3 separate regions of the Homo sapiens genome follow, and all the other regions are linked to region 1. A link is a loop called in an ENCODE intact Hi-C map of the cell type or tissue named here. Cell type or tissue: OCI-LY7. All regions are shown on one strand. Each heading gives the region's core, and the rest is flanking DNA. Links, peaks and the distances in the headings are about the cores only. Region 1 has its middle 150 kb from the start of LINC02145. Region 2 overlaps SRD5A1 (steroid 5 alpha-reductase 1). Region 3 overlaps TENT4A (terminal nucleotidyltransferase 4A).

Region 1 (11,118 bases), core at 2,642-7,641:
CTGCTTGAGAATGGAACAGCCACCCTGACAGGAGGTTTGCTCTTTGTCGTTATTGTTGTTTTTCTTGTCTGGGTTCCTTTGTATAACAGAGGAGAGATGCTTTTAGTGTCTAAGTAATCAATATGCAGGACAGGATTATGTCATTTTGCTGTTTCCACAGCCCATTAGAAAACTGAAATCTGGCACTTACGTTTGGGGTGCTCCTCTGTCTGCTACAAGCATTTTACATCCCTTGAAGCTCCAGCTGTGGTGAGACTGTACCTTACGACGGAGCGATTGTGGTGAATTCAGGTGCAGAGCCGCCTCACTCCTCTCCGCAGAGAGACAGACAGAGCGAGGCTCGGAAAAGTGCAGAAGGTGACAGAAGCTGGGCTCAGGTGTGAGCGTGACCAACTTGTTTTGAGAAGTGCAGATGCTGTCCTCTGAAGACACCCGACCTAGACGGAGATGGAGTCCAGAGCCAGCAGAGACCCTCAGCGAGGCACAACCTACCCTCCAAACAAAACGCCCATCCTGCCCTTCTCCAGGCCTTCTCAGCGGCCACGATCTGACCTCCTGAGGCTGTGGATGGTGGAGACTGATCGCTGGCTGCGTGGCCCCTGCCGACGTGAGGGAGACTTAGCATGAAATCGCCCCGGATGCCCGGGAGGCTCTCCCAACATGAGCTATAAAAGCTGACCAAACACCACACCCCACGCTCTCAAAGCTGCCTCCCATATCATCAACACCTGGACGCTCCTGCCCCAGCCTCCGACCATGCCGCCATTCCCTCAGGGTCCCCGAGGCCCCCACCCCTCTGGGAGTCCCGCGCCGTCACGAGTGGTCACAGCGGATGGGCGCCAGCCCTGGTCACCTTAAGCAACCAGCTCGCCAGGCTTCCCCGTGGCATCTGGAGAAATGGCTCACCACCTGCACCCCACGCCAAGCTCAGGTGGCAGAGCAAGTAAGGATGCCCACATTCCCGAGATGGAGAAAGTGCTGCTGAGCCTGGGACCTTGGTTTGTTTTGGCTTTTTGAAAAACTGCAAATCTCTGGCTTCAAGGAATGGGCTCAGGTGAGGTCCGAATCAATGGGATGGTAACCCACTGCCCTGGGAGGACCTTGTCCCCAGGTCAGCCTTCACACCCTGTCCTCCCACTCTGACAGGAGTGAGAAGAGATGATGAAGCCCCTGGCTGCAGGTCGGCTACTCTCCTGGTTACCTTTCTTCATCTCCGAGAGAGCTCATCCTTGAAGACTTAAAAATAAAGATAAATAGGCCAGTGCCGTGGTTCACGCCTGTAATCCCAGCACTTTGGGAGGCCGAGGTGGGTGGATCACCTGAGGTCAGGAGTTCAAGACCAGCCTGGCCACCATGGTGAAACCCCCTCTCTACTGAAAATACAAAAATTAGCCAGGCATGGTGGCAGGCACCTGTAATCCCAGCTACTTGGGAGGCTGAGGCAGGAGAATTGCTTGATCCCGGGAGGCGGAGGTTGCAGTGAGCAGAGATCTCACCATTATACTCCAGCCTGGGCAACAGACTGAGACTCTGTCTCAAAAAAAATAATAAATAAAGACAAATAAATGTGAATGACTATGCTCCATGGAAATTGCATGGAAAAGTAATTAGAAACAAGAACTATCACGTGTCCTCTTTACCAATTACTCTATAAATAAAGTAAAAACATGACAATAACTTATGTGTATGTGTGTATTCATAATGTGTTTTTTTTTTAATTTCCAAAATATGACAGAAACAAATATTCAGCACTATGTCTTTTCCTCCCCAGTGTCTAGTTTGGGTTGAAACCTCTTAGAGTCAACATCACATCCTGCTGGTGTCCTCTACAGCTGTGGGAGTGTGGCATTGCTGCCCGGGAGGTAAACCCTACTGGCCAGGATTTCTGAGTCACACTGCAAGGAACCACTGTAGAAGCAAGGTTATCACATCAGCGTCGCACAGAGGACACGCAAGGGGAAGGAGTGTGACTGCATCAGATTACCACCTTTTCGTACGGTAAATCTCAAAATTTGGCATGGAAGATTGCTGTGAAAGGGGAAAACACCCAGACATGGTCGCTGGAAACCAGTTCCCAGATCCTCTTCACGTGGGCTCCTCCCAGGGCAGCGCTCTTTGTGTTTACAACTTGGGAACTGCCCTGAGATGTGGAGATCCCTTTTGTAAGGTGACCACCTCCTGGGATACCAACAATCGCAGAGGGCCCTGAGGATGGACAGTGGTGCAACAAGGGTCCCCTCTTACCTGGAGAGTTAATCAAGCCCCAGTAATTGGAAACTGAAGCTTCTGGCCAGACAGAGCCATGAAATCCTGCTCTTTCCAGAACGTCCCGACAAGGACATGACCCCTAGCTGGTGACTGATGGCATGGGGCCCTCCTGCAGCCAGACAAGGAACAGGAGAGGAGGCAGCCAGCCTCATCCCCTCATACCCCTCAGGACCCCACCTGGCAGGTGTCTGAGCAGGCAGAGAGGCCTCTCATCTGCTTCCCCTGTCACCTCTCACTCAAGGGTCTCCAGTAGTCAGTGGGACCCACCTCAAGGCCAGAGGCTGACATCCCTGCCGCCCAGGCTCCTGAGTGTCCTCCTCACAGTCAGAAGCTGCGCCCATGGGAGGTGGCCCTGGCAGCACATGCTCGTCCTCTTCAGTGTGGTCGATCAAAAGCAGTTTCGGGCATGCTTCTATGGACCAACCTCCTCCCTGTGACCAGCCATCAAAGTGCCACTCATCTCCTGCCTGGCCACAAAGGATGTCCTTATGCTGCTGCCTCTCATCTCTCCTCTCACAGCTGGGATTTCATCCCTTCTTCTTCCTTCTCCAATCCCTTCCCCTCCCAACCTCAGTCTTCATCCTGAAACCCTGGGCTCTGGCCCAAGTCATATCAGCACAAAGAGCCTGGGAGGGGCCTCCAGAGCCACAAGGGGTCAGAGAGTGTGGCTGCAAAATGCTCAGGGCCCAGGTACTGGGGCCAGTCCCAAGAAGGGTAGGCCCAGATATTGCAGCCAATCCAGAGGATGGTGGGCTTCAAGTGGATGCCCTGATTCCATATTTTCCAAATAGCTGACTTCCAGATAGCACCTGAACCAATGCCTTGTCCATTGTGCGCCCCTGGCTGGAACAGACAACCAGGTGACAGCCTGTGCACCTCTCCTGAGGAAGGACTTAGGGATTCAGACCATAGGACCGACATTACCTTGAAACTTGGAGATATGTTAAGAGCGTTTGTTCACATGTGGTGTTTCTCTTCTCCCCTGGGTCCTAAGATGTCACAGGTCTTTCTGGCCAGGTGCCCAGAATGGGCATTTTCCTTCTTTTTTTTTTTTTTTTTTTTGATAGCGTCTCCCTCTGTCACCTAGTCTGGAGTGCAGTGGTGTGCTCATACCTCACTGCAACCTCTGGACTCAAGTGGTCCTCCCACCTCAGCCTCCCCAGTAGCTGGGACTACAGGCACGAGCCACCATGCCTGACTAACTTTGAAATTTTTGTAGAGATGGGGTCTTACCATGTTGCCCAGGCTGGTCTTGAACTCCTGCGTTCAAGTGATTCTCCTGCCTCAGCCTTCCAAAATGCTAGGATTACAGGCGTGAGCCACAGTGCCCGGCCCACAATGGGCATTTTCATTACAATTTTAGAGAGGGAAAAGCTGGCCCCACTTCAGTGAGCTGCCTAAAGTCATCTATTAATAATAGTGGGACGAACAGTATCAGGTCCCAAGTCATGTACCAAGGTTGCTACCCTAGTGGGACTGAGAGATGACAAGGCACATGTGATTACAGTAAGCAGGGGAGAGTGGCCATCCATTTTAAGGGAAGGTTACCATTGTCATCAAAGAAAAAGTAAAAAGACCTGAAGAGTAGGTGTGAGGTGGTTTCTACCTGAAGAGAAGGCATGAGGTAGATTCTACCTGAAGAGCAGGTGCGTGGTGGATTTTACCTGAAGAGAAAGTGTGTGGTGGATTCTACCTGAAGAGAAGGCATAAGGTGGTTTCTACCTGAAAAGAAGGCGTAAGGTGGTTTCCACCTGAAGAGAAGGCGTGAGGTGGTTTCTACCTGAAGAGCAGGTGTGTGGTGGTTTCTACCTGAAGAGCAGGTGTGTGGTGGATTCTACCTGAAGAGAAGGTGTGTGGTGGTTTCTACCTGAAGAGCAGGTGTGTGGTGGATTCTACCTGAAGAGAAGGCGTGAGGTGGTTTCTACCTGAAGAGCAGGTGCGTGGTGGCTTCTACCTGAAGAGAAGGCGTGTGGTGGGTTCTACTTTCCAACAAAAGCCACAGTGATGGTTCCTGCCCCATGCACTCCTTCAAAACCTCCTCTTTCATCAAGAGCTGGAGGCTTCTCTTCACCCTCCTTGTACCCGGGTGTTTATGCAGATGCCTTTGAAAATAAACTGTGGCAGAAGTGGCACTGTGTGCCTCTGAGGCCAGGTCAGGAAAGGCGATGTATTCGACTGGACACTCCTGTCTCTCCCTGTCTCTTTGGCTCTCTCTCTCTGTCAGGGAAGGTGGCTTTGAAGCCCTGAGCCACCTCCTAGGGAATCCATCCCTGCTGTGCTGCAGAGACCACATGGAGAGACCACTGATGGCCAAAGAGCCCAGCTTGGGGATGTCCCTCACCCAGGCACCACCCATGCAAGCAAAGAAGCTTTTGGGATGACTTCCTCACAGTGATTGTCTGGCTCTAATTTCATGGAAGACTCTGAGCCAGAATGTCACAGCCAAACTACTCCTGAATTTCTGATCACAGAAGCGGGGAGAGACAATAAATGGTCATTGTTGTTTTAAGCTACAAAGTTTTGGGGCACTTTGTCACCCAAGAATAGGTAACAAATACAAAGCAGATGCACACACTCCTTTCTGCTTTATGATTTGTCTGACTGGGGATGTGAAACAATAAAAAATATATTTATATTCATACATAGGTCTCCAACTCTGGTTCCTGGCACTGAGCTTTTAAAACCCTTGGAATTTTCTTAAGCAATAGGGGAGTTAGGAACATCTTTGTTGTAATATTTGGTCTTTGACTCTGGCTCCTGACACAGAGTTCCTAAGACCTTTGTAATTTCCTGGGTGACAGGAGCATCTTTTTTTTCTAGTGAGGCAACTCTTGGTGGGCTTCTGGATGGCAGCGGGTCACCAGAAATACCAACCCATGATTAGAAGCTTGGGACTTTCAGCCACAACTCCCATTCTCCAGTGAGGGAAAGGAGCTGGAAATGGAGTTAGTAAGGCATCATGTCCTTGTGATGCAGCCTCCATTAAAATCTCAAAACTATGGAGTTTGGAGAGATTGCAGATTGACGAAGACATAGGGGTACCTAGAGGGCAGCACATTCAGAGGGACATGGGAGCCGTGCACCCCTTCCCACAAACTCTGCCCTGTGCCTTTCTTCCATCCAACTGTTCATCTGTATCCTTTTTTTGTCTAGTAAACTGGTTAATGTTAGCATTTCCCAAGTTCTGTAAGCTGTCCTATCAAATTATCCAAGGAGGGGGTCATGGAGACCCTGATTTATAGCTGGTTGGTCATAATCATAGGACACAATCTGGTACTTGTTATTGGTGTCTGAAGTGGAAGCAGTCTTTTAGGACTGAGCCCTTAACCTGTGGGGTTTGTGGGAACTCTGGTTAGTGTCAGAGTTGAATTGAATTGTAGGACACCCAGTGGGTGTCCACTGGAGAATTACTTGGTGTGGAGAAAAAAAACCCACCCCACCAGAAGTGATCTGTGTTAAGAGTATAGCAGGAGGAAACAGCCAGTTGTTTTGTTTTTTCCTACTATTCAGGGAAACTCTGTGAAGACTTCCATCTTTCAAGTTCCATCTTTCCCCAGCAACCATCGGATTCACGGAAGAAGATCATCTCCACAAAACCAGTGCATGACTGGACAATAAGAACTAAAGCAACATAAATACCCTGCATGGGGGTCCAATGACAAACATGCACCTGGACAACCCACTGCTGGCACACAAGGGAGGGCAAACTCACGCTCACCATGAGGAGAGGTCAAAGAACCACGTCCCCTGGGAGCCCACATGAAGGCAAGGTCTCTAGGGGAGGATGAGGGACAGAGGCAGCTGGGGAGGTGACACTGTCCTCACACTGCTACTCTGATTGTTCAGAAGCCACTGGTGTGTTTTCTTTAGTTTTTAATTATGTAGTTTATTATTATTTTTTTGTTTTCCTTCTTATCTTTTCTCTCATTTAGCTCCTTGTTGACCCTTAGCAGAGAAAACATTTCAAAGATTAATGAGAAAACATCAGGTTGGTTTGCCTGTTACTGACAGTCACCATGAAGGGTTGTGGAGGAGGAAGGCTCAGTCATGGTCAGAAACAGCCTGAGTTTTATTCATGTATTTTTACATCCAGTGTGGCTGTGACACAACACTGAGCACGCTTGAAAAGAAAACTTGCTTCTCTTTCATTAAACCTCACAAATATTTTGCAAACCAGTAGCAAGAGTGGCTGTTCCCATTTTTCAGCTAAAAGTTGTGGAATAGGGAGTGACTCAGTGCTCCTGATTTGCCACAACACAATTCTCCCCCACTGGAAAAGCAAGTCCTTGACGTGTACCTGAGATCACAGTGAACCCAGCAAACCATCACCTGTTACCTGCTATTCCTTAGTACAGACACAGTGCTTGTGGAGGGTCAGTTAATAATGTAATTTACCCTTCTACTTAGTAGTGAAAAGGTCATGCTGTGTGACATGCTCTGGGGTCCCTGAGAGAGACATGAAAATAAATTTCTATGATCTGCAGGCCCCGAAGAGAGAGCAGATGCAAGGAGACACCTACACAAAGCTCTGACCGGCGGAGCGAGACCACTCATGAAACAGCTGAGCCGGAAGTGAAAGAGCCCAGCGCCCACCACAAAGAAGCTGCTATCCTATCTTTTGAATAGAATGGACCCAGTCATCTTAGGTGGTTTTGAACTGTCAAAAAATAAATAGAGGAAAAGATCAAGCACTCACTTTTGTGTCTCCCCTGCTAATGAGACACCAATAAAATGAGAGCAAAATGATTACCAGAGACAGAGACTAAGAACAGAAAAGAACAAAAGAGAATAACAGAGGAATAAACTCATAATGGCAAAGAGAAAAAGAAGAGTTCATTGACAAATGAGAGATTTCAACAAATTCCAGGAAGCTTAAAAAGTGATAAAACAAAATAAAACATTACAGCCAAAATTTCACTGAAAAAGCATAGAGCAGAGGATAAGAAAAATAACTGCAATAATAATAATGATTGGAGGACCGTGATATCAGGTAATGTGCACCGAGTGAGGATTGGGTGTCCAGCCCAGTGATTAATAATAATAATTGGAGCACCATGATATCAGGTAACATGCACCGAGTGAGGATCAGGTGTCCAGCCCAGTGATAAACCCTCGACTCACATTCTCACATCGAGGCTCACAACAACCTGAGATCAGTGCTATCATCATTTCCACTTGCAGTTGAGGAGGCTGAGGCGCCGAGAGGTTACGTGACTTGCCCAAGAGGTTACGTGACTTGCCCAAGATCCTAAGGCTGATAAGTGTGGAAGTCAGGATGGGTACCCAGGAGACCTGGCTTCAAATTTCACACCATGCCCTGGAAGGGGAAGATAAATTGTTGTGCACAGAACCTAAGAGAAGCTCTAGACCCATAGATGGCAGATAGTGGGTGGAGGTGGAAGAGGAGCCAAAAACAGGGTGGGAGGATGGAGGTACTGAAAGTCTATTTTGGTGAACACAGAGCTCCAACATCTCAGACTTTTCTCCAGGAAAAATAAATCGATTATATGGGTGGAAGGCAAGAAAGAAGGATGGAGAGATGGATGGATGGATGGATGGATGGATGGATGGTCAGGCAAATGGTTAGATGGACAAGTGGATGGATAGACAGATGTAGTAAACCTTTTCCCAAAAGCCAGCCACCCACTCATTGACACTTAGGTAAGTCCTGTCCAGCAACAGGCCTCCTCTATATACCCAAGACTCTCCAGGGGTTCCATATTCAGGAGTTAGCTCTCCACTCACAACAGCAGAGGAAACCTACACCCAATTTCTAGATATATTAACCCACCCAGCCATTCTTAAAATGATTAGACTGCAGGATCAGGCAGCATGTGAAGAAAACCATCAGAATGAAAGAAATGGGACACGTAAGAGAAACTGATAATTCAACCGACCTTTGAGAGAGGTGTGGGGGATGTGATATCTCGGGGAAGATCAAAACAAAACAAAACAAAACAAAAGACCTTGATGAAACTCTTCAAAGTGATTTGACAAATTACTGCATCCAGCAAACATATCATCATGGCTGGCTCCTTCCCTTCCTTCAGATCTACATCCCAAAGTCACCATATCAGCAAGGCCTTTCCTGTCTGCACTTTATAAAATAACAACCCTTCCCCAATCTCCCGTCAGTCCTGCCTTTCCCGAGCCACCTTACCTGCATCTTGTCCCCATAGAACTCAGCACTACATGGTGACATACCAAGTATTGATTTACTTGTTCATTTGCTATGGGTCAGCCCACAGATGACATCTCAGCTCCACGACAGCAGTGGATTTGCTCCTTAGTAGAGCTCTAGGGCTTAAAACAGTGTCTGGCATATAGTAGGTTATAAGTCAGTAAGTGAAAAACCAATGATTTCTTTTTTAAAAGAAGAATAGTTTGCAATGAAAAGAGAACAGAGACTAAGAACTCTTGGAAGTAAAACATATGTTTTCCTAAATTAAATAATTTAATAGGCCAGGCACGGTGCCTCATGCCTGTAATCCCAGCACTTTGGGAGGCCAAGGCAGATGGATCGCCTGAGGTCAGAAGTTCAAGACCAGCCTAGCCAAGATGGTGAAACCCCATCTCTACTAAAAATACAAAAATTAGCCGGGCATGGTGGTGCACACCTGTAATCCCAGCTACTCCAGAGGCTGAGGCAGGAGAATTGCTTGAACCTGGGGGGCAGAAGTTGCGGTGAGCTGAGATCGCACCATTTCACTCCAGCCTCGGCGAAAGAGCGAAGCTCCGTCTCGTGGGGGCGGTGGGGGAAAGAATTTAATAGAAGGTTGGGAAATTTCCCAGAACAGGGAGCAAAAGGACAAACAGAAGAAAAGTACAAGAGACATCAAGGACTTCAACATTCAACTGATTCCGGAAAGAGAAAAACAGGAAAACCAAGAGGCAAAAACTCAAAGAAAAATGGCTAGCTCTGTTGCACAGCTAAGAACTCATCTTCCGGGCTGGCTGGCTCCTGCTCGCCACTTCAGATCCATTCTCTACCCTTCTCCACTCCACTCAACGCCCCGGGAGTCAGGCTCACATGGACCTCGACTCTGCCCTCTGGCTTCCAGCTGGGCTTAGCCAATGGGCAGCAGCTGCTACAGAAGGGGAGAAGACAGAGATCAGAGATCAGGGTTCTTCCTGCAGCCTCTCCCTGCAGGCTTGCAGCTGGCAGGCTGAGCCCCTCTCCAGGCTTCCTCAGAGTGGCTTCTCTATGGTCTGGGGTGTTAATGGAGCTTGGTTATCATACCGCAGGGTCCTGCACTATCCTCTCTGGTCTCCCACTTCTGCCTACACTTTGCAAATTTAAATATCTTTCAACATGAAGTTCTGAGATACATATAGATTTTTAAAAGGATTTAAATATACACAATAAAAATTACTTTAAAAATATTAATCATACGAATGTTAAAAAAGTCAATACTCAAGGATAATCGTCAAAGACTTCTTATCATAACGCAACTGTGGAGTTGATTCAAATGATTATCATCAGTGTGGCAGTGTTAAGAATATGCATATAACCATATGCCATACAAATGTTAACATAAATAAATTCTTTACAAATTATCCTATGTTGAGTAGACATCTGTTTTCTGCTGAGACCATAACTGATAAATCAAAAGCCTAAAGGAATCTACTAAGCAGCATAAAAATGAATGAATAAAAAATAGTTCATTTAAGACATCTTGTACAATTTTAGCACACCAAGAATCCAGAGAGTCTAACAGCTGCTAGAGAAAGAGAGCAGATTTCCTATAAAGCATACTAATGAGACCAGCATCAGACTTCTCAGCAACAACTCCTGATATTTTCCTTTGAGTCTAGAATTCTAAATCCAATCAACTTACCAACTCAGCTTCAAAGAAAATAAATATAGATTCAGAAATGCAAAAACTCAAAAAGTGTCCATGCTTTTTCTTAGAAAGTTATTTGAGGATTTACTCCAGTCAAAGAAGGATAATATCAGGAAAGAGAAAGACAGCAAGTTCAAGAAGAATGACTCTAATCTCATGAGGAAACTGCAGAACAAAAGTGCTACAGTTAATCTAGAAAGCTACCCATCTAAACTAGAAGCGCAGTGATTGTGCTTACAGTAGGTCTTTCAGAAAAACAGAATAGATGATATCAGAGACACAGTGTAAAAGTGACATTCTCTTTTGACAAGAATAAAAAAGATAACTAGAAAATATATAAAAATAAAGAACCTGTACAATAAAATCAAGCTCAAAATAGGTAGCAAATAAAAATGAAACACAATTATGAGGAACTGAATAAAATAAGAAAATAAAATTCAGTTGCTATTGATGCTAGAAACATTCTCCACCTAGTAACCAGGGTCATGCCAGAGTCATGACCCAGGACCTGTAAAGAAGGAAACATAAGATTAGCATAACACCTGATTCCGCAGGGCATGAGCTTTCAAAGTCATAATAGTGTATGCTCTGTAAAGATTTTCAACTTCTTATACTAACTGATAAAAATAAAAAGTAATTTCAAAGTAGACTATAAATGTTATCAGCCTTGACAATGTGAAAATAAAGAACCAATAAAAACTGGGCGAAGAGAGAAGATTAGGCACAATATTATGGAAATTGGACATCAAGAGATGCTTTTAAAAGTTAATAAATTTGGTTTTTAAAAAGTTTTTAGGGCACTGAAACTATTCTGTGTAATACTATAATGGTGCAACATGCTATTATGCATTTGAAAATAAAAACATAGAATATATAACACAAAGAGTGAACTGTAAGGCAAATTTAGACTTTAATTAATAATAATATATCAGTATTGGCTTATTGATTGTAACAAATGTACCAAGGCAAGATGTTCATCACAGGGAAAACAGTGGGCATGGGAAGG
Region 2 (5,000 bases), core at 1-5,000, 470 kb after region 1:
TCTACTTAAGCCTCAGCAGTGGTGGATGCCCCTCCCCCCACCAAGCTCTAGCATCCCAGGTCAACCTCAAACTGCTCTGGAGCAGCGAGAATTTCAAGCCAGTGGATCTTAGCTTTCTGGGCTCCATCGGCATGGGACCCACTGAGCCAGGCACTGGAGAGAATGGTCTGCTGGTTGCGAAGACTATGAGAAAAGCGCAGTGTCTGGGCCAGAATGCACCGTTCCTCCTGGTACAGTCTCTCATGGCTTCCCTTGGCTAGGAAAGGGAAATCCCTTGACCCCTTGCACTTCCTGGGTGAGGCGATGCCCCACCCTGCTTCGGCTCGCCCTCCGTGGGCTGCACCCACTGTCCAACCAGTCCCAGTGAGATAAGCCAGTTACCTCAGTTGGAAATGCAGGAATCACCCACCTTCTGTGTCGATCTCGCTGGGAGCTGCAAGACCGGAGCTGTTCCTATTCAGCCATCTTGCCCGCCCACCCTTCACAATCTATTAATATATAGAGAGCAGTAATATTGCCCAAAAAGGGAAAGTTAATCTTTGTGGTTAATCCTCTCCCCTGAGTCTCATTTTGCCTTTTCTAGAATTTCATAAGTCTAAATTGGATTTATTTCATTGGTAACAGTGCTATTCATGTTGTCTTTCTTTCTTCTCGGGTCAGTTTTGGTCATCTGTGTCTTTCAAGGACTTTGTCTATTTCATCAAGTTGTTAAATTTATTGGTATAAGGTTGTTCATAATAGTTCCTTATTATCTGAGTGGATCACGTGAGCCCAGGAGTTCAAGACCAGACTAGAGATCAGACATAGAGAGACCCTGTCTCTACAAAAAAAAGTTTTTAAATTAACCAGGTGTGGTGGTGTGTGCCTGAGGTCCCAGCTACTCAGGAAGCTGAGGCAGGAGGATCACTTGAGCCTAGGATGTTGAGGCTGCAGTGAGCCATGATTGCCCCACTGCACTCTAGCCTGAGTGACAGAGCAAGACCCTGTCTTGAAAAAAAAAAAAAAAGAGTTCCTTATTATCCTCTTAAGGTCTGTAGGATATGTAGTGATGTCCCCTCTTTCAATGTGTTATACACTTATATTAAAAAGAAAATTCAAACAGAGAATAACATTTTGCATTCTCTTTATAATTTTCTAATTTCTTGTCCTTTTATTTTAACTCCTTAAACCTTTAGTAAAATGCACCTAAGCCAGTGTGGTACAACAGAACGTGATCTTTCTTTTTTTTTTTTTAATTATACTTTAAGTTTTAGGGTACATGTGCACATTGTGCAGGTTAGTTACATATGTATACATGTGCCATGCTGGTGTGCTGCACCCACTAACTCGTCATCTAGCATTAGGTATATCTCCCAATGCTATCCCTCCCCCCTCCCCCCCACCCCACAACAGTCCCCAGAGTGTGATGTTCCCCTTCCTGTGTCCATGTGATCTCATTGTTCAATTCCCACCTATGAGTGAGAATATGCGGTGTTTGGTTTTTTGTTCTTGTGATAGTTTACTGAGAATGAACATGATCTTTCAATTGCCCCGATTTACATTTAAGCTCAGCCACTCACTAGCTTGTGGCCTTGAGCAACTTACTTTACCACTCTGAGTCTTAATTTTATCCTCTATCAAATGTGGATAAGAGTGCCTCTGCCTGGTTAGCTGAGCTGGGGGCAAGGAGTTGCTGGGGGAATTGGGGGTGGGGCTAGCAGGTGAAAGTGCTCAGTGAATGGAAGCCATTGCAATGGTGATGGATGATGTGATGATGTGTTCCAAATCTTATTACTTAGACTAGGACTAGTTAATGGTTTTAGGATAGTGGAAATCTTGAGAGCCTCTTGAAGCCCCTAGTTTTCTCAAATTCAGTGTATTCTGTTTTATATTGCATGTAAGTAGAATCTGGAGTTTGTACACTGTGGTAAACATGATTGAAACGTGGTAATGCTTTATTGAAAAATCTGCTTTTTGGCTGGATACAGTGGCTCACGCCTATAATCCCAACATTTTGGGACAACAAGGCAGGAAGATCACTTGAGGTCGAAGTTTGAGACCAGCCTGAGCAACAGATTGAGACTTGGTCTCTACAAAATAATAATAATAATAATAATAAGTGTGGTGGCACATGCTTGTAGTCCCAGCTACTCGAGAGGCTGGGACAGGAAGATCGCTTAAGCCCTGGAGCTCAAGGCCGCAGTGAGCCATGATCAAGCCACTGTACTGCAGCCTGGGCAACACAGCAAGAACCTGTCTCAAAAAATAAAATTAAAATCAAAATCCACTTTTAGCTTAGATATAATAAATTAGTATAAATGTTACTGAGGATGACATTTGTACAAGAAAGTAAGATTTAAAACCCAAATCATTTAAGATAGGATTACAGAAATGATTATCTTTAATTTTTTAAAAAATTGTGCCTGTTTCTTGTTTCCTAAGGTGCTTAATTTACCCATTTCTGATGCGAGGAGGAAAGCCTATGCCACTGTTGGCGTGTACAATGGCGATTATGTTCTGTACCTGTAACGGCTATTTGCAAAGCAGATACTTGAGCCATTGTGCAGTGTATGCTGATGACTGGGTAACAGATCCCCGTTTTCTAATAGGTGAGTGTCCACAGCAGTGAACTCCGCCTTGTTCACATCATTGCTTTTATATTGATGTCCCAGTGGTTTCTAATGAGAAAGTCCAAGCTTCCTGTGAGAACAAAGACAACAGAGAAAGCAGCAGCACCCCGGAGTCCCATGGGAGAGCCCAGCTGTCTCAGCACAGCTGGGGGCAGAGAGGTGACGCAGGTGCTGGGCACCTTCCCCCGCACGGGCAGGCACTGAAGCACAGGTGCCTGGTCAGGCCAAGAACCCAAAAATAGCAGTGGGCTGTAGCAGAATGAGCAGGGACTAAAGATTGAGACCCTTTGGCCACTCATTGACCACATAATCTCCTGCGGTTCCTTCCATGACATGAGGAAAACCCAGACTGGGTTAGCTTCCTACAGTGCAGCTTCTGTGATTCTATGAACTTGAATCAACTTTTAGGTCTATGAAGTTGTTGAATTTTTTTATTTGTATCAGTTAATGTGAATTAATGTACATTTTCAACCTCTAATTATAACTTTTTAAGTTCTAAGCAAAAATGAAAATAAAACAGCCATCAAAAATATTTGCAAGAGCATTAAAAATTAACACTCTGGCTGGGTGCAGTGGCTCACACTGTAATCCTAGCACTTTGGGAGGCTGAGGTGGGCAGATGACTTGAATCCAGGAGTTCAAGACCAGCCTGGGCAACATGGCGAAACTCCAGCTCTACAAAAAATACAAAAACGTAGCTGGGCATGGTGACACGCACCATGGTCCCAGCTTACTCAGAGGCACTGAGGTGGGAGGATCACCTGAGGCCAGGAGATCAAGGCTGCAGTAAGCCATGATTGTGCCACTGCGTTCCAGCCTGGGTGACAGAGTGAGACTCTGTCTCAAAAAAAAAAAAAAAAAAAACTCAGGGATCTTATATATAAGAAAGGTTCTTCTATATATTTGTTTAGTCTATCCTAGCATTTAGATATTAAACCATACTGAGGTGTTGCTTACAATGGTAGCATGCTAAAAGTCTGAAGTCAGTCTGTCAGATTTGCAAACTACCCTGCAGTGCTTCACCTTAAGCTACATAAAGTGACCTTACATTGCATTGTGCTTTTTCTCCATGTGTATTAATTTATAATCATAGAAATAAACTAACACTTGGATAGTACTTTGTTGCTGAGAGATCCCTTTCACATTTCTCAGCCATGTTTTTTGTTGGTGAATTAGAATTTTATTCCAAGGTTTCATCATACCTGAGGATCGTTACAGTGAGACACCTGTCCCTCCTCTACAAAAGGAGGGTTGGCTGAGAAGGCGTTTCAAGATCCTTTTCTAGCTCCAGAGTCTGTGCCTCCATGAAATGCTAGACTAAATTCTTTGGTACTAAACTGTTGTACACTACCCCCAAATATCTTCTTGGTTTACCTGCTTTTTGACTACTTTATTTTCTTCTGCCCTACCTGTCAAGAGGAAGAACAGGCTTTTGAGTTCCTGTGCAGATCACACGATTTATGCCTCCCCATGTTCTCTGAGGCAGAAAGGATGTCCCTAAGATGTGAAAGGTCAGAAGAGTTACACAGCTGGCCCAAGACATCTAGACGCAGTGAATGGCAGAGCGGTGATTTCCACCACCTCACCAAGCTGAGCTTCCGCAAGTGGTAACAAGGAATAAGAGGAAGGGGAATTTCTTTCTTTTTTTCTTTTTAACTAAAGATACAGATTTTAAATGTTTGCCAGAGAGTCTCATGGGACTCACCTCTATGGTGAACAACAACAGAAGAACCCTCCTGTTTAAAGTAGCTCCGCAGATGGTTCGCATCACGTAGAGGTGACTGTGAAGCTGGTCAGAGATTCCAAACACCAATCAATTGTAGACAGACCTCTTGACTTCTCTACAATTAAACAGAAGGATTTGAAAAGGAAAAAATATGCCAAGTGGAAGACAATCTAGGTTACCTTTTGTGTGTTATATTTATTGCCTAGAGTTTATTGTTTTTGTGAGGAAACAGACGTGAAATTACATAAATAAGTAATTATGCCTACTGTAGTTACCATGAAGTAATAAGCAAATAATAATAATATATTTTTTTTTTTGAGATGGAGTTTCTCTATCGCCCAGGCTGGAGTGCAGAGGTGCAATCTCGGCTCACTGCAACCTCTGCCTCCTGAGTTCAAGAGATTCTCCTGCCTCAGCCTCCCGAGTAGCTGGGACTATAGGTGCATGCCACTATGCCCAACTAATTTTTTTTATTTTTTTTAGTAAAGACAGGGTTTCATCATGTTGGCCAGACTGGTCTTGGACTCCTGACCTCAGGTGATTCACCCGCCTCAGCCTCCCAAAGTGGTGGGATTACAGGTGTGAGCCACCATGCCCAGCAAATTTCTAACAAAAGGTTTTTCAAAACAGCAAAAGTGGTTAATCTAAAATATTTTATAGAAAGA
Region 3 (7,709 bases), core at 1-5,000, 540 kb after region 1:
ACTCTCTGCTCTGTAGCTGGCCCATGGAGACGGGTACACTCAGGCCTGGTCTTAGACTCCGCTGCTTGGGCTGTGCTGGTGCCTTTGGTGCCCTCTTAGTCCATCCCACCTGGGGGCCCTGTCCTGCTGTCCATTGTGCCAGAGTGCTGTCCCCTTGTCTTTCCGTAACTGGCTGCTCGTTACCTTTCCCATCTCAGCCTCAGTACCAGCCACTTGGTATCAGGGAGGCTCTCCCTGACCAACCTAAAGTTCACAGCCGTGGTTGCCAGTTTAAATTTCTGCATAGCAACTTTTTGGTTTATTTTGGCTACTTATCTTCCCCATCATGCCCCCTGTCCCTCCCATATAAACTCAGTGAGAGTAGGGGCCACATCTCATCATCCTGCCCACAGCTCTGCTGTCTGTATCAGCCAGGGTATGCTGTGCAGAGGCTCACGGTAAATAGCTGCAGACCACGAATCCCATCTGCTTGCTGTGCTTTAATATTGGCTTACATCTTTGGATCCAGTGAGTTCTTTTCTCTGTCTCCCTCTCTCTCACTCGCTCATACTTACTTTGTGTAATTGGTGATTTCCAGCCTTTTGTATAGTCCTTTCTCGAATAGTTGTTTTCTGTCATCTTGGCGGGGGCCTCAAGGGGTTGACTGTACGGAGGGCAGGGGCTGCAGAGCTGCAGCTGCTGCCTGGGGTCTCACGGCGCCCGTGAGGTGTAGGCAGGTGCTTTGCCTCTGAGCTGTCTGTAGAATGGGGTGACGGCGGTTTCATCAGACTCAGTGAAGCATGTCATACAGTGAGTGTCTGGTCACAGCAGGAAGATGGTGAATGTCAGCTAATGAGTATTCATCACCAATGAATAGTAACAGTTTTTTTTACTAAGGCTATGTAATGTAGCCTCAGAATTCCACTCAGCACAGCCCCCTGGCAGCGGTGCCTCTGAGAGCTGGCATGATGGAGAGAGCCTGGTTGGCCTTACTGGTGTGGTTGGGGCACTTGGGAGAACGCCTTCCTCACAAAGCTCATCTGGAGGGTTTTCGGACTTGTAGGATAGCTTTTTCAGGGGCCTTGCCTTTGGCAGGGCAGGGACGTGTACTGCTGCAGTCTAGGGTATGGGATAACTTTCTAAACCAGACCCAGAACTTCATGGCCGCAGGGGCCTTTTAGCCATGCGGGGCTAGGAGCTGACACAGCGTCAGCAGCATGAGGGCCTGTGGTGCTGGGCGGCAGAGCCCAGAGGGAGCCCCTGCTGGTGTGACTTTAGTGTAAAGGCTGGGGGATACCAGATTCTTACAGAAGACTTAAGACGGGCACAGTGATGTCTGCTCTTTGACCCTTGCAGTATGAATTAGTAAAACTGAAATTATTACATTTCCTTTATTAGGATTATAAAAGCAATGATGACTTATTGAAGAAAATTTGGAAAATACAGAAACTACCTATAATTTTTCCATTGTTAACATTTGAGCATATTTCTTGTCACTTTTAATGGTGCTTTAAATATGTAGCAAATGTATCATTTCGTATTTTAAAAAAATGCTAGGTAAGCATTTCCTCCTGTCCTTAAAAAGCTCTTTTAAACAACTTTAAAATATTGTATAGATAGATGTACACAATTTTCTGAATAATTGGAGTTATATTTACATCTTTTCACTCTTTAGGAAAGGACTGGCCTGTTTCTGTGTTGGGTTCCTTCCTGAGTGTGGCTTCCAGCTCAGTGGCTCAGACTTCAAGATGAAGACTTCAGTCCTGGTTGTGTATGGTCTTGGGCCAGTTACCATATGTCTAATGAATACTTAGTTTTGTCATCTACAAAATGAAAATAGTAATATTTGCCTCAAAGACTATTATTTGGGAGGATCTAGTGCAAATGTTAGTAATGTGGATATTGTGTAGTGTCCCAGGATATTAATGTTTTTAGCCTCTTGGCTTTTATTCTGTATTGTTGCCCCAAAAGATGATGCTCACTTATCTTTCATCCAGTGTAAGGATATCTGGAAAGACAACAGAAAGTATAGCTGTTTTCATTTCAAAAGTGATCAGCTGCTTGAGCTAGCAAGCAAGGCTTGCACTAGCTTCCAGGCGCAGTCACGCAGTTTCACAGCAGGCGCGGTTCCCTCGGAGCACCCAGAGCTGCCCTGCGGTAGTCAGCAGTTGTGCTGTGGCTGCACTGCCAGGCTGGGTGGCAGGTGGATCGGAGCCAGCAGATGTGGCTCAGGAAGTGCCTTCTTGGCCTCTCCTTAATCTCTTTCAGAGTCTGTGGGCCCTTGATTGCACTGTGGGTTGTTTCAGACTCCAGTATTAGGAGACTGAACCCCTTGGTGGTTTTTTTGTGTGTGTGTGCTGAGCTGGGTTGAGGACATGTTAAGCAGGTGGGGTGCCTCCCCTGGGTTTGCTCCGGGTGGTACCTGTGGTGTGGGGTGGTTCTGAGTAGTTCTGGCCCCACTGCTGGAGTATCTGCCCACTCAGTTTGTGAGATGGCAGGGCTTCATCCTGGTCTGGTGCCTCATTTTCTTCTTTAGCAGTGGGCTTAGAACCAATGCAGATTCCCAAGTTAAGTATTTTTTCTGTAGCTTAATTATTACAGGCTTCTGGTACCTAAGCCCTTTCTTACTTTCTGTTCTGAGGGGAAGAGAAGATAATGTTGTTTCTCCGCCCCCCCCCGGAGTGGCCCCAGGACCTTGCATGGCATTTGCAGCATTTGCAGCGTGCTTGGGTTTGCTTTACTAGGGTGAAAGTGTTGCACCCCCCAGCACCCACAAAGGCACCTCTGCTCACACTCCGGTGAGGTTCTGACTGGCCCTGGGACATCACCTGCTCCAGGATCCTATGTGGCTCATCCCAGGAGAGATGTGGGAGGGAAGGGGAAAAAAGGCTTACATTTGCTGAGTGGAATTCATGTAGATCTGAGTTCCGCATTGATTCCTAAGCTGCAGAGCCCTTATGCCTTGGCTGTTTTGTGAATGTTAGTCGGTCTTAACCTTTTTCACCGAGTTAGCATTGGCTGTCTCAGGAGGCTCACAGCTCCTGCTCCTCCTCCAGGGGAGTGCGCCCTCCTCCTCTGTCGGTAGCTGTCAGGTGCCCCTTTCCTCTGCAGCAGACTGTCCTGGGTCCTTGCCTGGCCTTCCCCTTACACGTGAGCCTGCAGCTTCATTCACAGCCCCTGTGTAGAAAGATAGGCACATCGATAGGTCCCTCCCTGCCCAGAGTGGGCGGAACTGAGGCAGGCACTAAAAGCAGCTGACTGGCAGCCCTAGAAACATGAAGGGTTTCATTTATAGTTTCAGTCCTTTTCCTTCTTTCGAGCCTTAATTTAAAAAAAAAAAAAAAAAAAGCCTTGAAGTCCTGCTTCTGAGTTTTCTAATTTGTGCAGGTATTAGTTGCCTTGTAACATAATCAAAAATAAATAAAAATGATTTATAATTAGCTTATTAACTGTATCAGTAAATGGATACTTTAAAGAGGATCATTGATCCCTCAAAATAGAAGCAATGCAGTCATTCCCTCATTATGCTTTACTTGTGATTTGCTTACAACCCACTCTTCCTAGTTAAAGTTAAATATTAATCCAGACCCTATCAGTGCGATGTAGTAGTGTCTGAATCAGTTGTTGTTTTGGTGTAATCGTATCAAAGCATGTTATAAAATCTACAAAATTGCAGGGTTAACTCCAAATATTTTCACTAAGGTATTGTTTTTTTGGGCAAAAATGCATAGTGAACATTGTGGAGCTGAAGTGAGGGAACTTCGATTTCTGAGAAACCACTAGTTTTAAGGGTTTTGAAGGAAGAGTTGGAGGAGGAGAGGAAGAGAATAAATTCACAGTTAATGAGTTTCCAGTATTTTCTGTCGCATTTTACGTTGTAATGGAAAAGACTGGGAACTGAACTCACATGCAGTTTGTCAAATCACTTTTTCCCTAGAATTCAGGATTGATGAGATTAACGGGGTGTTAAAGGTAAACTGAGGCACATAATTAACATGGACAGAACTGTAGACCTGAGTGTTGAGAGTTGGGAAATTTCAGTGAGTTGGGAAGACTGGAAGCACCTGTTCTTCAGAGTGCAGGTCCTCATATTCAGTGGGTTTAAGGTGCTGAAACTTTTTTTTTTTTTTTGAGATGGGGTCTTGCACTGTTGCCCAGACTAGAGTGCAGTGGTGTAATCACCACTCACTGTAGCTTCGAATCCTGGGCTGTCAGCCTATCCTCCCACATCAGCCTCCTGACTAGCTGGACTGCAGGCCTGGGCCAAAACTCCTGGCTTGAAACTTCTTGTAACCAGATTGGAGGAGGAGGGCATGTTCATTTTCGTGACGTTTCCTTTCCCTTAAACATCCAGTGAAATCTGACCTTTGACCATCACTTTGCTTAAAAGAAGCTACTGGATTTAAAGTCTAGGAGAATGTCCTAGACAAGCCCATAGTATGTTCCTGTATGTTCCCCACCCAGAGACCTGCGTTATGAAGTGTTTGGTGTGCTTCTTCCAGCCCCACTGTTCTTTCTAAAGTGTTTTATTTTACATACGCTGTCCTGGCTTCTGGGCTATGACCTTTGCCTTTTTTGCCCTTTAGTTCCTTTGCCCTTTACCTACTGCAGTGCAGCTGCCTGTCCTTGGGTTGACTACAAAGAAGTCACCTTTGAACAACTTAGAAATTGTGACTTTTGGGGAAGGCAGGGCAGAGCCTTGGGGCTGAGATGGGGGAGGAGCCAGCTCTGCCCTGGGAGAGATACAAAGCGCCTGCCTGGGTGAGGCAGTGCACGGGTGGGCTTGCTTCACCTCTTTGGCCCCAGCTTCAAAACCAGCCAGTCCTCCCTGGCTTTGGCTTTAATTCACATTTACAAGCTTGAAAACCAGTTAATCCCATTAGCTCAGCTTCTAAAGCTGAAAATCGTCCCCTAAATGGGTCACCTGTTGTCATCAATAGCTTTATTAGCTATGGAATAATATAGTTTTGTTCTCTAACTGTAGGATCCTTCTTTTGCTCTTAAAATAGCTCAGTAAGTTGGGTCTCATAAATACATACAGCAAGCATATACCAGATACTAAAATACAAAAACATTGCTGATCTTGCTTTTCAGTACTAAAAGCAGAAAATCGGGAATTTACTAAATTGAGAAGTCAGTCATTACCTTTCGATGGGTTTGGACTCTTGCAAGGCAGTGATTGTAAACGAGAGTGATCTTTTGTTGTTTTTCAATGAACTTTATTCTCTAATTTTTAGTAAAGCACACTAGGAAATAATGCTTCAGAATTCTGTTTTCGAGTAGTTTCCTGACTAAAATAAAAATTCACTAAAAAAAACCTCTGCTGTCACCATTTCCTTTTTTCTTAAGATAACTAGGAAATGAATCATTAAGAGTTTGCTCCGTGGCAATGGATCGGGAAGCTGACCCTGCTCTCTGTGGGGCTGGAGCCTTGCTAATGTCCCAGGATTTCACTTCACAGAGACAAGCATCAGAGGCTTGCTTCATTTATAGATCCTACTTCTTTTCTACACCACAGCCAACTCAAAATGGTGACAGAATCTAAGACGAGGCTAGAAGTCACCACGGAGCAGTTGGAAGCTCTGCTTCCGGTTCTGGGGGCAGTGTTCCTGGCGTTGTGTCCTTTGGCCCCACCTCAGTTTGTCCGTTTAGCTCCTCAGCTGAGAATGAGATGTGTATCATATAGGAGTTTCCTGGGCCACTCACAGCCCCAAGCTGGAGAGTGCCAGCCTAATGTGTCAGGAGTAGGGGGTGAGGCCAGAGGGCTGTGTGCCAACTCCTCCCTAAGAAGCCTCCTGGGAAAGCCCTCCCAGGCACTTCCCAGGTCTCACTGGCCGCCTGAGGCTGCAGGGGAGGATGGTCAGGCCGCCTCTTGGCTGGCACTGCTTCCCGGCGTGCCGCCAGCCTTTCTCATGGGGAGGGGAATGATGGCATGCCTGGGGGGCAGCAGGGCCCCAGGGCTGCCTAGGGCTCTCACTGTGTCCTCCTGGTTCTGAGATGCCACCTTTGTGATCCACTGTAGAGGGATTTATTCTATTATGATCAATGCATAGAAATTTCTTCGATTTGGAGACTGAACACTAGTGAGCAGAACTGAAATTGAGCTTTAAAAGATATTGATGACGGGTCTGTGGATAGGAGACTTTAGTGTGGTTTTTATGCAGACGTCCTGCCAGCTGTAAATTCCCTGGAGGTTTGGTATGTGAGAACATAAGACTAAACTTATTTCTATTTTGTTGAGGAGAAATGATTAAAACTTTTCATTGATGTACTTCTGTGGCAGACTTTTTGGAGAATTGAACCAGCGGGCATATTCAGTATTTGAAGTCATAGATGAGTAAAGGAGGTATGTTGTAGTTTGCGCTGGCGGCGTGGCCTGTGGTCGGCAGGGCTTATCTGTGAAGGTATGTGCACAGCTTCCTAAGGCAGTGAAAAGTCCTGGCAGTGTTAGTATTGAATGAGATAATCCAAAAAATGTAAAAATGTTTACATTTTTAAAGGGATAGTTGGCGATTTAAATGGTTTCTGCTAACAAATCAAATTATTCATTGCAGAGGTAAAATATTTTCAGAATGTTAATTTTAGATGTCGTAGAGAGTGTACATCAGCAATGACAAGGTCAGCAAAATATCTTAGCAAAACTTGATTGATTGATTCCATGCACAGGCAAGCGCTGTTCTGGGCACCGGAGACGGAGCAGTGCGCTGTTGCGTCCATCCACAGATGGCCTCCAGAGTCATGCGGTTGCAGGGAGGCCGAAGGGCCAGGGAGGCCGCTGGGTGGGCACGGCTGGGCGGTGCCCTCACGTGGGTTTTGTTGGGCTACTCTTACTGTGCACTTTTTCTCAGTTTGGTCAGTGTTCCGCCTTGCTGCCTGGCCCCCAACCCTCGCCCTCTGAGGGCCTCACAAAGAGCCAAGCAGAAGGCAGGCTGGGGGCTTTTCAGGCCAGCCCAGAGGATGTAATGATGATGGTTGGCACTGTCCCACGGCCGCCACCAGTCTCACACTGCCTCGTGGGCAGTCCTGGAGTCGTGCGGCACCTTGCTGGTCCCTGCTCTCCTTGAAGAAGGGCCAGTGGGGCACTTCGCCAGAGCCTTCTTGTCTGACTCCGTCATCCAAGAGGCATGGATGGCCGGGCCCCCGGCAGTTTCCATTCTATTCTGAGAAGGCAAAACAAAATTATTCCTGTCTCTTATTATCTAATATTTGTTACAGCAGTTGCTCACTTTTAGGTGCATTTTATTACAGATTTCAGACAGGTGTGGTTATTAGTGCAGCTTACTGTTTGGACACAATGCCAAGGTCAGGAGGACAGTGTTCCCCTGAGCACCACTTCTGCTAGGAGCATGGGCAGGCCATGCCTCGCCATTAATCTCTCCTGATTTAGGGGAGGAATACCAGGCCACCCCCTCTTCTCCCTGTGCAAGGGAACAGACATTTGACAAAAACGGATGCCATGTTACGCTGATTTTGTGTGTCTAAGGCAGACTGCAGCAGGTGTTATCTCCGTGCTCTTCCTTTCCTGGAGTGTTGAGCATCTCTTGATAGTAGGGGATGCCCCTGAGGGTGGTGAATGTGGCTGCACAGGTCCTGAAAGCTATTTGATGTTGCCGTTACTTCAGGTAGAACTTAAAGTTGACAGTACATTCTACTCTGCAGGTGGAAATGTGGAGTGCCATTTTGACAAATTGGAATGCCCTGTTTACAATATGCTTTAATGAGTTAAATCT

What was found. Hi-C counts contacts between places; a loop is a spot of excess contacts. Peaks named below come from ENCODE experiments on the same cell type or tissue, not always from the same donor. Only the 100,000 strongest peaks of a DNase experiment are listed, where the experiment ranks them.
Region 2: it touches region 1 in a loop (2.9-fold over the local background); 1 of 110 quality-filtered maps calls a loop at or near these places.
Region 3: a loop joins it to region 1, with 3 times the contacts of the local background. A loop is called at or near these places in 1 of 110 quality-filtered maps.

Annotation. Positions count from the first base shown.
Region 1 is chr5:6,181,718-6,192,835 of GRCh38, forward strand. No RefSeq gene overlaps it. Among named protein-coding and RNA genes, the nearest start is that of LINC02145, 150 kb to the right of the region's middle. In OCI-LY7, for the core only: CTCF peaks have their summits at 5,292 and 5,493; DNase peaks (open chromatin) are centred at 6,014, 6,334 and 6,814; H3K4me3 peaks cover 2,089 bases; H3K27ac peaks cover 2,225 bases.
Region 2 is chr5:6,649,421-6,654,420 of GRCh38, forward strand. It overlaps SRD5A1 (steroid 5 alpha-reductase 1), which reads left to right. Exons shown (of 5, transcript NM_001047.4): 2 at 2,422-2,588. Among named protein-coding and RNA genes, the nearest start is that of SRD5A1, 18 kb to the left of the region's middle. RefSeq lists enhancers at 1-111, 112-803. In OCI-LY7, for the core only: no CTCF peak of the experiment used is centred there; a DNase peak (open chromatin) is centred at 2,751; H3K4me3 peaks cover 1,637 bases; H3K27ac peaks cover 1,867 bases.
Region 3 is chr5:6,727,448-6,735,156 of GRCh38, forward strand. All of the region lies in intron 1 of TENT4A (terminal nucleotidyltransferase 4A), which reads left to right. Among named protein-coding and RNA genes, the nearest start is that of TENT4A, 18 kb to the left of the region's middle. In OCI-LY7, for the core only: CTCF peaks have their summits at 1,230 and 1,439; DNase peaks (open chromatin) are centred at 754, 1,224 and 2,214; H3K4me3 peaks cover 2,067 bases; H3K27ac peaks cover 2,714 bases.